Linked DNA regions of Mus musculus: region 1 is linked to region 2. The links are chromatin contacts, found by Hi-C or POLR2A ChIA-PET in ENCODE. All regions are on one chromosome and are shown on one strand. The core of a region is the stretch at or near the end of the contact, and the rest is flanking DNA. Distances in the headings are between cores, read along the strand shown. Region 1 holds the start of Prdx6 (peroxiredoxin 6). Region 2 has its middle 38 kb from the start of Tex50.

What was found. Hi-C counts contacts between places; a loop is a spot of excess contacts on that map. ChIA-PET counts read pairs that join two places held with the same protein, here RNA polymerase II (POLR2A).
Region 1: a loop to region 2 is called in a map of heart, with 2.2 times the contacts of the local background. The contact joins the promoter of Prdx6 here to the enhancer-like site in region 2. A Hi-C loop is called at or near these places in 1 of 37 maps with a recorded cell type or tissue (heart). POLR2A ChIA-PET finds 5 or more read pairs at or near these places in 4 of 5 experiments (Patski and embryonic stem cell).

What each region holds. Positions count from the first base shown.
Region 1 is chr1:161,247,446-161,252,892 of GRCm38, reverse strand. It overlaps Prdx6 (peroxiredoxin 6), which reads left to right and starts at 1,683. Exons shown (of 5, transcript NM_007453.4): 1 at 1,683-1,871. The coding sequence starts at 1,777.
Region 2 is chr1:161,194,154-161,199,527 of GRCm38, reverse strand. It overlaps the pseudogene Gm6185. Among named protein-coding and RNA genes, the nearest start is that of Tex50, 38 kb to the right of the region's middle. Within about 2 kb of position 3,233, at least 3 of the 3 ENCODE cell types and tissues checked have a DNase peak (open chromatin) inside an H3K27ac peak, as active enhancers do; they include heart, where a contact is called at or near this core.

The DNA of each region.
Region 1 (5,447 bases), core at 434-2,933, 55 kb before region 2:
TATACTCGCTTAGTTTAAAGTGGTGGCTATGTAATTATGCCTTTGATAGAGATCAGCCACTTTGAGTCTGCATCCAGTCTCTTTATTGTGGTGTATCTGATTTTTAGCCCATCTTTGCAACACTGCTTATAGTTCCTTAAGGTCAAGCTACCCTGCTTCCCTACTGTGAAAATACATAATAAATAAAGTGAAGATACGTGCTTTCAAAACAGAAGGGTGGAGTCAAGCTAGAGATTAAGTTACCTTAACTTTAAAACGCATGGCAGTAATCTCTGTGAAGCAGGCAAGACCAGTATGCATGCAGACACAAAGACAGGGCTTATCACCATGATGAAAACGCAGGGTACAGTGGGTCGCTGCACTCAGCACCGCCACACGCTTTCCTTTAAATCCGTTGAGTCTGTTCCAGAGGATTCCTCACACCGAACAACAAACACTCACAGCTCCCCTGTCCATATCACCTTACATGATATCATAACTGCACTTTTCCTGTAAGAGCTGGGACTATGTCTCACATCAGGCCTCGCACGGTGTCTAGCTAGCAATAAGGAAAGTGAGAGTTACTGCGTGAATTGTGTCATCTAATAATAGCTACCACTCTGAGAGCACCTGCCATGTTCTAAGTAGTCTACTGTCCTGCAGGCTTCCCCAGGCTGGGCCACACAATCTGAAGCTGACCTCCAGGTAGCCTCACTTAACTTACATAAACTCGCTTTAGTTTCTCCAGCTAGGACTCGGGGCTTTCTAATACATTGTCCTCCACCACACCTTAGCGCTGGCGATTGGACCTAGGGCCTCCCACACTCCAGTCAAGCATCCTGCCGCACACCTGCTTCCTCATTCCCCTTTATTTTGAGACAGACTCTAAGTTCCCCAGGTTGGCCTTGAACTTCCTCTGTAGCTCAGAATTTACAGTCCTTCTCCTTTCTCCAGAGTAGTTGGGGTTTCTGGTTTGCGATCACCAGGCTGAGCTTCTAACAGATTCTGGTTTCTGTGCAGAATGTCTGCCATCTGTCTCTAATAAGGGCAGGCATCTTTCTCCACTTTGTGCTTAGGAAATAGGAAGTCAGTGGATCAAAATGTCCCATTTCTTCAGGTGGGAATTCACTTGCATACACTCGATCTCAAGAAGCCTGTTGTGAAACCTATATTTAAACTTTAGGAATAATGTGTTGAGCATTTTATAAGGAACTCCAGGAATGGGGAGGCAAAATTTAAAAAAAAAAAAAAACGGTTCTTTCCATTGCCCTCTTATTGACATTGGTACAGAATGTTTGCTGCAATAAGAAAGCCACTTCCTCTGACTTAGCCCACGTCACAAGTCTGGTTCTTGCCACATCCTGAAAAACTTCTGAAACCCAGGTTGGCTGAGTAGTCAGTCATTCAGCCAACTACTAGATGCTCATAGTAAAAGAGGGCTATACCCCAAGACCTCTAAATTGTAAGTCCAACAGGGGTGAGAATGTCAGAGGATTTGCGCTAATTCCGCCTTCTCCTAGAGCATCTTTGCAGAGCCGCCAGATCTACAAGTCCCCGCAATTCTCGGTCTTGCGCTTCCTTCCTATTGCACGTGGCCTTCTTTAGCTCCAGAATCTCCCTTGCCTGCAAGCTCCACGTGAAGAACCGCAGCCGCCAGACTCGCGGTCGCCCCACCCCGCCCCAGCCCCGCCCCAGCCCCGCCCACTCGGCCAGCACTGATCTAGGTCTCCGCAGGAGCCCGCCCGCTGCTCACTGCTGCGGCTGCGCCTCCTTGTTCTCAGCGTCACCACTGCCGCCATGCCCGGAGGGTTGCTTCTCGGGGACGAAGCCCCCAACTTTGAGGCCAATACCACCATCGGCCGCATCCGCTTCCACGATTTCCTGGGAGATTCGTAAGTGGCCACCGCGTTGCCCTGCCAGGTGACGGGTCCCCAGAGCTACCTGCCTCGCTTCTTTCCGGGTTGCGCTCGGCCGCGGCGGGTCTCTGGCTTAGCCCCTCACCGGTTCCCGCACGTGCCCGCCGCCGGGGTCCTGCCGAGCATCACCGGGCATTGCTGGGGACCTGCGACCTCTGCCCGGCCCTACGCCGATCAGCGGATCCTTCCCTGACCCAGCGTGGCTGGCCTGGCATGGGAAAGGAGGTCCTTGCCGAGGACGGTTTGTTGTCTGTTTAACCTGGTTTTGTAAACAGTGTTGGGTTTGTGTCGGGGTCGATCTGAAAGCCCAGGGGAGGTGGGGCAGGGTTGCTCGGTGTTTGAGGTCATTTCCCGGGACGCTTGCCCAGGGTCGCACTGCCCGCCCTCCTGCCGCTCTAGAAGTTGTACCTTGCGGAAGGTGGGTGCCTAAGGTCAAAGTTAGAGCACACAGCCACAAATTAAGGGCTGTCCCGACGTTATCTGGGTTCCTCTTAACTTCGGGGAGTGTTTGCGGACTTCTGAATTAAAAAACAAAACAAAACTACGGTGCCAAGTAAGTAGCCAAAAGACTTTTTGTCCAGAGCCTCCTTCAGAGGTCAAAAATAAGATTATATGTAACAGCTTTGGGAGCACCCAGAAACACTCTGTAGGCGTGACCGTGATTCTAGAAGAAGCAATGCTTTGAGGGAAAGGCTGCGACCATTTTGCCACTCTAGGCCATTCCAAGGCTAGGACACGTGTGCCTCCCCACTTGGAGACTCTTTTGTTTCCCAGTGGTCCCCTCCCCCTCTGCTTTGCATCAGCGCCTGGCCTTGCTGCTGATAACAACAGTGGTGGCCACAGTGGCTAGGTATGCACCGATTTTGTCTTAGTTTTACAGCTCCTGAATGCACACATTGTAAGATGCTTAGTTTCAGTCCGCTTTTTGCATACGCGTCAGGCTATGTTGTGGTTCTGGAGTTTCAGTGCCCAATGACACTGAATAAACAAACTCTTGGGTCTGTCTGTGTCCTTTTCGTATCTAGTATGTATGTATGTATGTATGTATGTATGTATGTATGTATGTATGTACGTGAGGACAGAGCAGTTTATGAAACTACTCCGTGACCAGGCAGGAAAGGAAGCATTAGAGAATCTTTCCTGAGGTGAGTTTGGCTCCTCCTGACTAAGGGGAAGCAGAGCTTTTAAAAGAGAAAGGTAGACTAGAAGAAGTAGCAAATGGAACCCTCAGGCCTTGCAGGAGAAAAGTCTAAAAATAAGCATGCCAGCCAGACTCATCACTCAAAATCTAGTGTTAATATTTATCCAAGACTGCCAACGATTTACACAGTGTTCCTTCCCATTCCTGTCTGCAGCCCACACCCCCAGGAAATGTGAGGGCTTGCTGGAGCGCTTCATCTGTAAGGATGAGAGATAAATATGAATCTAAAGCGCGTGTGCTGTGAAGATAGCCACACTATAGAGTCGGGGGCGGGAATCTTAGGGATTGTTTATTGATCTAGATCTGGATGCAACTGTTTTATTCCAGCTGCTGAGGAGACAGTTGGGAAGATCCTAACTTCAAGGCCAAGCCAACTTAGTGAGGCTTTGTCCCTAAATAGCAACTAAATAAGCAGATGAAGTGGCATCTTAAGATGAGGTAAATTTATGAACAAACATAAGTCATGATACGCCTGCAATAACCGAGAAGGACTTTTCCACCCTGTGTGTCATTTCTAATACAAGGGATTTGACTAGTGTTTCCAAACTCTGTTCTGTAGATGATCGCAAGTCAGTTTGCCCCTGACAGACTCAAAGATCCTTTGGAGGAGAAAAGGAAAATGAACTTTAAGCATTACTTAACCCCCTGATAATTAGAAACAGCTGAAGGTTTGGGGAGCCGTGTGGGTTTGAGTGGGTTTGAGTAGGTTTGTATGGTCTGTGGATGTGGAAGAGCATCTTATATATCCCAGGGTTCCTCACTGATCAAAACACCTGTGCCACAGGTTTTCTGGTAGGAGAGACGATTCTGTTAGAGGGAGGAAACCTTTTGTCTTTTGAAAATGAGGAAGGAAATGGCATAATGCCATTGAATTTCTCCAAAGGGTAGGGAGCCCAGGCATTCTTGGAATACCCTGAGGTCCGATCCGCTGGTGTGTGTGAAGGGGCGGAAATACAGTTCAGCAGCATGACTCGGCAAAACTCATTGCCTCGCAATTAAAAAAGTAAAATAAAATTCTAATTCATCACTCCTAGAACAGTACATAAAGAAATGCTGTTCCTTTTTTTCCCTGCAACTTACGGAGCCTTTCTCTTAAGTCTCATCTGACCACCATTGGTCCTTTTCCATAGAACCTAAGGCCTAAATATGGCAGCTAGATTAAAGATGTGTGTTGCTCTTCCTGCCCCGTATTAAAAAAAAAAACAAAAACAAAAAAACCCTAGCCATCACTCATCTCCACAATCTTCAAGCATTGCCTCAGGGCCTCCCATTCTTTTAGGCCTTGCCACCTTGAGTTGAGTGGCAGGTTAGGTGGAAGGCAGTAGCTTTGTCTGCTGTGTTCTTCGTGTTCAGCAAGGTTTGCCCGGATGCCCTGCATCTAGGCCAGATTGAGTAATCTTCTAGTTTGGGACCTTGGCCCTGCCCAGCTCCAGCAGTGGCATTGTAGAGGACTTCGTGCCGAGTTTTCCTTTGAGCTCGAAAGAGCTGTTGCCAAGGAGAAGGAGTTGTACTCTGGAAGTTCCTTGGGAACTCAGTTTGAATCATCCGCAAAATCTGTACAGTATTAACCTTAGATATGGATTCAATTGTAATCTTCACCTAAGTACTAAGTAGATGTGGGGGGAGTGTACATTGTAGGGTATCTGTATTTTCTACCTGCTTGGTCTAAAGTCAGAAACTGCAACTCTTAAGACGTATTTTGTCGTGGTGCAAATATGAGCGCCTTGTTTTACAGGTTAGGTCAGTCGAGTGGCTTTATGAAAGATTTTCTATCTGCCTGCTTCCAGAAAGCCAAGTGCCAAGCTGACTTTTAGTTACCTACAAGCCTGAGGCTAGACTCTCTCTGCTCCGGGTTACATAATCTGTTTATTATTGTAATCAGGCATCTGTTTGAATTTGGGGCTTAGTAGGTGATGAATTTCAAGGACTGTGCTAGAAAAAAAAACACAAACAGCTTAAGGAGTATTTCAATAGGGTGCTTGACTTGAATAGCACAAATTTTATTGACTGAAAAGGAGTCACAGTGTGTGGCTGGGTGTGGTGGTCCATACCTTTAGTCTCAAGCACTCTGGGAGGCAGAGGCTGATCTGAGTTCAAGGCCAACCTGATCTGCAGGGCTTTTTTTGTTGTTCTGGTTTTTTAAAGTGATGCCCTAAAATGAATCCTTCCGAACCATTTATCTTGAATCTTATATACTTGACGTATGAAGTTTTATCTATTGATAGATATTTGAGCTGTCAACTTGGGCTTCTATGGAGACAAGGTTGGAACTCAAAAGGTTTAAATGTCTTCATTATGCAGACGTTTCTAAGTACAAATACTGAGTTATTCTGCATGGTGATGGTGACTGT
Region 2 (5,374 bases), core at 1,984-4,483:
TGGCATAAGTGAAAAAGCAAACAAGGGCTGGAGGGCTCAGCGGTCAAGAGCACTGACTGTTCTTCCGGAGGTCCTGAGTTCGATTCCCAGCAACCACATGGTGGCTCACAACCATCTGTAATGGGATCTGATGCCCTCTTCTGGTGTGTGTGAAGACAGCTATAGTGTACTCATACACATTAAATAAACAAATAGATCTTTAAAAAAAGACCAAACAAGTGGAATGACTAATTACAGTAAGTAATGAGTAATTACTGAAAGGCAGCGCTACCAACAACCAAGTGCAGTCGCTACACTAATCTGTAAGCCTTATGAACCAGTTAGTCCCGAGCTTCATTCACAAACACATCAAAGGAACAAAGGAGCAAAAGTTATTGGTGCCAAGTTTGTTTCATCTTGCAAAACCAAAAAAAAAAAAAAAAAAAAAAAAAAAAAAAAAAAGGTGCCATCCTCCATCACAGGTATTTATTCTTTACAGGATAAGTTAAACACTTAAAACAATTATTTCAGAACGGCCTTTACACTGAACAACTTTCCATGGGAAAAGTCAGAGTGAAGGCTTATTGTCCACATCTGCTTTCATTTGAGATGAGAATTTCTTTGGCAGATTTCGACTTAGTGTCTGTGATTTTGCATGGTTTCTGAGAGGAGGCCTAATCCATTGGTCTGAGAAGACACTGATCCACCCCCCACCCTCACCTCAACCCCCAACCCCACTCCAACACCCACACCCACATCCAATCCCACTCCAACACCCACACCTACCCCCACCCCAACTCCAACACCCACACCCACCCTAACCCCCAACCCCACACCCACACCTACCCCTACCCCAACCCCACTCCAACACCTACACCCACACCTACCCCTACCCCCAACACCAGGTGGGAAGGGTAGGTAAGAGTTTTGCTGGTGATGCATCTCGCTCTGACCTCCTTCCTTCACACATTACGATGGTGTCACACAAGTGTGGATGTGAAGGGGAAAAAAAAACCCAACAATTCATAGAATAAGTCTATCGGAGTGACGTAGAGAAGGCACTATTGTCTCTAAACCACTTTCTTCATAATGACAACATCAATAATGCTGATCACTGATGGCACATTGAAACGTTAAAGATAGAAATATGTAAATAAATAGAATTTTATTAGCCTCATCAAAGACAAGACCAGCCAAGTACTAAAATTCTCTGAAATCTATACTGAATGCATATCAGGAAACTCACTTAGTAATGATGAACTCCATCCTCGGTTTAAAGCTTAAAGAATCCAAATTCAGGCCTACCGTGACCAAAGCAACAATGCCTGACATTCCGAAATATTCCACTGGGGAGAGAAGAAAGTGAAATAAATTTAAATGTGATTAAATCTATACACTGATTCGCCCTGAGGAAAAAATCAGTAGGAAAGGTGAAAGCAGCGTTTCTTATTTAGAAAGTTGCTTCAAGGGATTGGCTAATGCTGTAGCTCAGGGAATAGCAGTGCTTCTTCGGAGATGGGCAATAGAATAAACACCCAGCCTTTGTGAGCCATGGGACCTTCCTCAGCTATGATGCTGCAAGAAGCCGGAGGTAACATGCAGACGGTTGGCTAGCCAATAAAATACTACAGACTTTAGACTTCAAATAATCTTCATCTCCATGAGATATTATTCTTTGATTCTGCTCTTTTCATAAAGCTTTTTTTAGCTCAGAGCAGATTTGACCCAGTTTGCCAATCCTGCATCATCACTGAGGCTAGGGCGAGTGGGAAAAGAAATGACGTAATCTCCGCTCAGCACCTTGGGACTTTGTGCTGCATGGGCCAGGCGTTGCTGCTTCCTGGAGCATTTGCCCTTCTCTCCCCGACTAAATTGGCAATTCACTGGGCTCTAAATGTTGAAACATAGTCTAGGGAGAATGTTAGAACACAAAAATACTAAAGGTGCCGGGCTACAGAGTCTCCAAGGAGCCCAGGGTGACAGTAGACAGAAAGGAAGAGAAAGAACATCCAAGCAAGCAGTGGAAGAGCTTTCAAACAGGGCACAGCACGATGCTTATGGGATGTGACCTCCCCTTTCTCCATTAATGTCCCCACGTCTGCAAAGCAGGTGTTAAGTGGGGTGAATAGCACCTCACATCCTTATTGCAAGCATTAACTTAGATGATATGTTCCTTGGCATATGTGCATGGCAATGGATGGCCACTCTTGTGATTCCAGTATTAACCACTGTTGTGACTACTACAGTACTGATTTTAATCCACTGGTCTACCACTTATCAAAATTCTTTTCATTTATCTATTCACTTAACTTCACTTTGGATATATATATACATACATATACATATACATACATATATATATATATATATATATATATATGCACTTTCCTAACGAATTTAACTTCAACAATCAAGTTGAGTAAAGCTAACAGTTCTGCAAATGTTTTGATAGGGGACAACTGTCAAACTCTTATTTCCAGTTTCTTTGAGTACATGCTAGTTCTTATTTTTGTCTGATATACATATATATATATATATATATATATACACATATGTATATGATCTTGATTTATTTATTATCATATATATTCTTGCTGAGTTTTAAACACATTTTTATCAAATGTTTGTGTTTCTTTTTTTTAAATAAAGCTTATTCTTGTAATTAACTGCATCAGTTCTTAGCATGACTTCAAATATATTTCTGAACACATTCAAGAAATTGATTTTTTATAAAGTTACTGACTACCAATTTCCATTTCTTTTTTTTTTTAAGATTTATTTATTTATTTATTATATGTAAGTACACTGTAGCTGTCTTCAGATACTCCAGAAGAGGGCATCAGATTTCATTACGGATGGTTGTGAGCCACCATGTGGTTGTTGGGATTTGAACTCGGGACCTTCAGAAGAGCAGTCGGTGCTCTTAACCACTGAGCCATCTCGCCAGCCCCATGTCTGTGTTTCAATGACTTGAGCCAAAGTGACGGAACATTTTTGGTTATATTGATAAATGAAAATAAGGAACTTGTATTGTTAATTATGTGAGAGTCCCATCCCAACTCGAAAACGTGTGTGTCTGGGCTGGGAATCCTCTAACGTGAAAGGGAGGCTGAAACGCCTTCTGCGACCCGGTCCTGGCACTCTGCCCTTGGCTATCATCCATTTAATCTGTCTAAGGGGACACCAAATATTGGCTGCAAACACCTCCATTCCTATTAGGAAGAAGAAATGAACCAGCATTTATGAGCCACCCTGTCTTGAACACAGTAGGGAGCTGGCAAAGGCTCAAAAACAAGTGTCTGGGATTGGGGAGAGAGACACGCCCCGCCCCCCTCCAGGAACAACTGTCACTCAGAAGGAGGTGGGAGGAGCTGTGTACACAAGGAGCTCTTGCCAGTCCCTAGGGTAGCCGCAGCTCACAAGCATAGCAAGCTTCATTAATGCATGCAGTGCCTTACACAAATGGAGTATTGTTAGACCGATTGTATAGAAGAGACAAGCTTAAAGAGGCTAAGTATTTCCCAACGTTGCTGATTGACGGAGTATATCTGGATTCTGTCTACTCAAAAACACATTGAGAAGGAATGTTGGTTCATTCGATCAGCACGTATTAAATTACTGTCGGGCATTTGACCAACTCTAAGCTTGGCTGAAAGGAGGAAAAACTAATCGAGTGAAGAGCTGACTATGAGCGCCACTCATATTCAAGAGGCTCACAGTCTGGTAGGGAGGTGGAAAAACTGAAGTAAGGCATCCACAAAACTTTCACAAAGGAGCAAAGAAATAAAGCTGAAGGAAACGAGCATTCCGTGAATGTTTTCGCTAGTTTGACTGGCTCAGGGCAGTAAGCAACCACTAGGTGGCGATATATCTACAGGAAAAAGAAAACTGCCTTTCCTTAGCTAGAGGTGTAAGAGACGGCTGAGATCTTCATTGGTTAAAGTTGCTCCAGTGTATGAGGGGAGCAAAAGCAGTTTGGTCATAGTTAATATGGTTCCTGGGAGCTGAAACACCTCAAGTCCCAATTTTACAAAACTGAACTAACGGAAGGCCCACTGGGGCTGGGTACAGTTACTCCTGCAACTTACCCGATGCCCCAGCTTCTCTTCCTGACACAAGCACTCTTGATCTCCCCACTCTCGTTTCCCACCTTCTAGATTCAAGAAAAGATCGCTATTTGAAAGGACCTTTTAGTCTAGTGAGTGAAGGATGACGAGCTTGGAAAGCCCTCGGGAACTTCTCCGCCAACTTTTCCCATTTTATGGGGTGAGCAGCTCAAGAGTCCAGACAGAAACAACTCCATGACGATTCCGCTTCTAGGGCACTGCCATGGACTTACTGTAGGGTTAGAGAATAGAGCTCAAAGGGCTAAGAGTACCCAGACATAGGAGCGCAAAGACATGAGGTTACAATGAGAGGCCAGGAGAGAACTAGATCTGACAGAGAGGTGATGTGACAAAACACAAGTGGGTGGGTGGGGGGTGGTAACAGACAGGAGGAAGACATGAAGCAGGGGAAAGGAGCAGGGCAAACCAGGACTCCCAGGCTCTCTAGTAGGATGGCAGTTCTTGTGTTTGTTTGCCTTACCAAGGTAAAACGTCATGTACACCAGTGAGAAACAGAGAACAACGTTCGTCAGTGTGTTGCTAAAGAGGTCGGTCAATATAATCTGGATGACTCTCGTACACCAATAGCCACATATGGTGCTTCCAAAAACATCAAAGCTGAGTCCGATGATTATGTGTAACTCTAAACATAAAAGAAAGGAGAGAAAGGGGAGAAAGAAAAACGTGAGTTAACCATCTGGGTTTTGGCTTGTTTGTCTGTGTTGTTTTGTTTTTTTACTGACTGCACTCTGGTTTGTAAACAGGGGGCCTGTTCTTCCTCAGGCAGAGTGCCCTGTGAGAGTCTGATAAATCTACTTAATGTAGACTTCCCCAGGGATGTAAGTGAGCCCCCACTTACACGCTGGTAAACAATCCCAATGAAACTCCTTAGGTCACACACAGAAAGACATTAGACAGGAGGGCTGGCTGCAGAGAGGAACAAGGAGTGTGGGGAAAGAGACAGGAGAGACTAACAGGAGTGGATACGATTGAAACACATCATGAAAGCATAACTAAGCCCGTTACATGGTTAATGCGTGCTAATAAGCCATTTTAAAATTATCTACCTGATTTCCACCAACACTTCCTTATGCTTTTGGTCCTCCCCACCCCCTCTTGCAGCTACCACAAATGTGTCCCCAGGGCTCATGTCTCCCCTTCACGCTGTGCTGATTCCTGCCATTCTTCTCTAGCTACTAACGAGACATCTAGAAACCTGTCAGGGGAATGTATTCCGCATCCCAGGCACCATTAGCCACACAAATCTGGCTGTTGTCCCCCTAGGATTG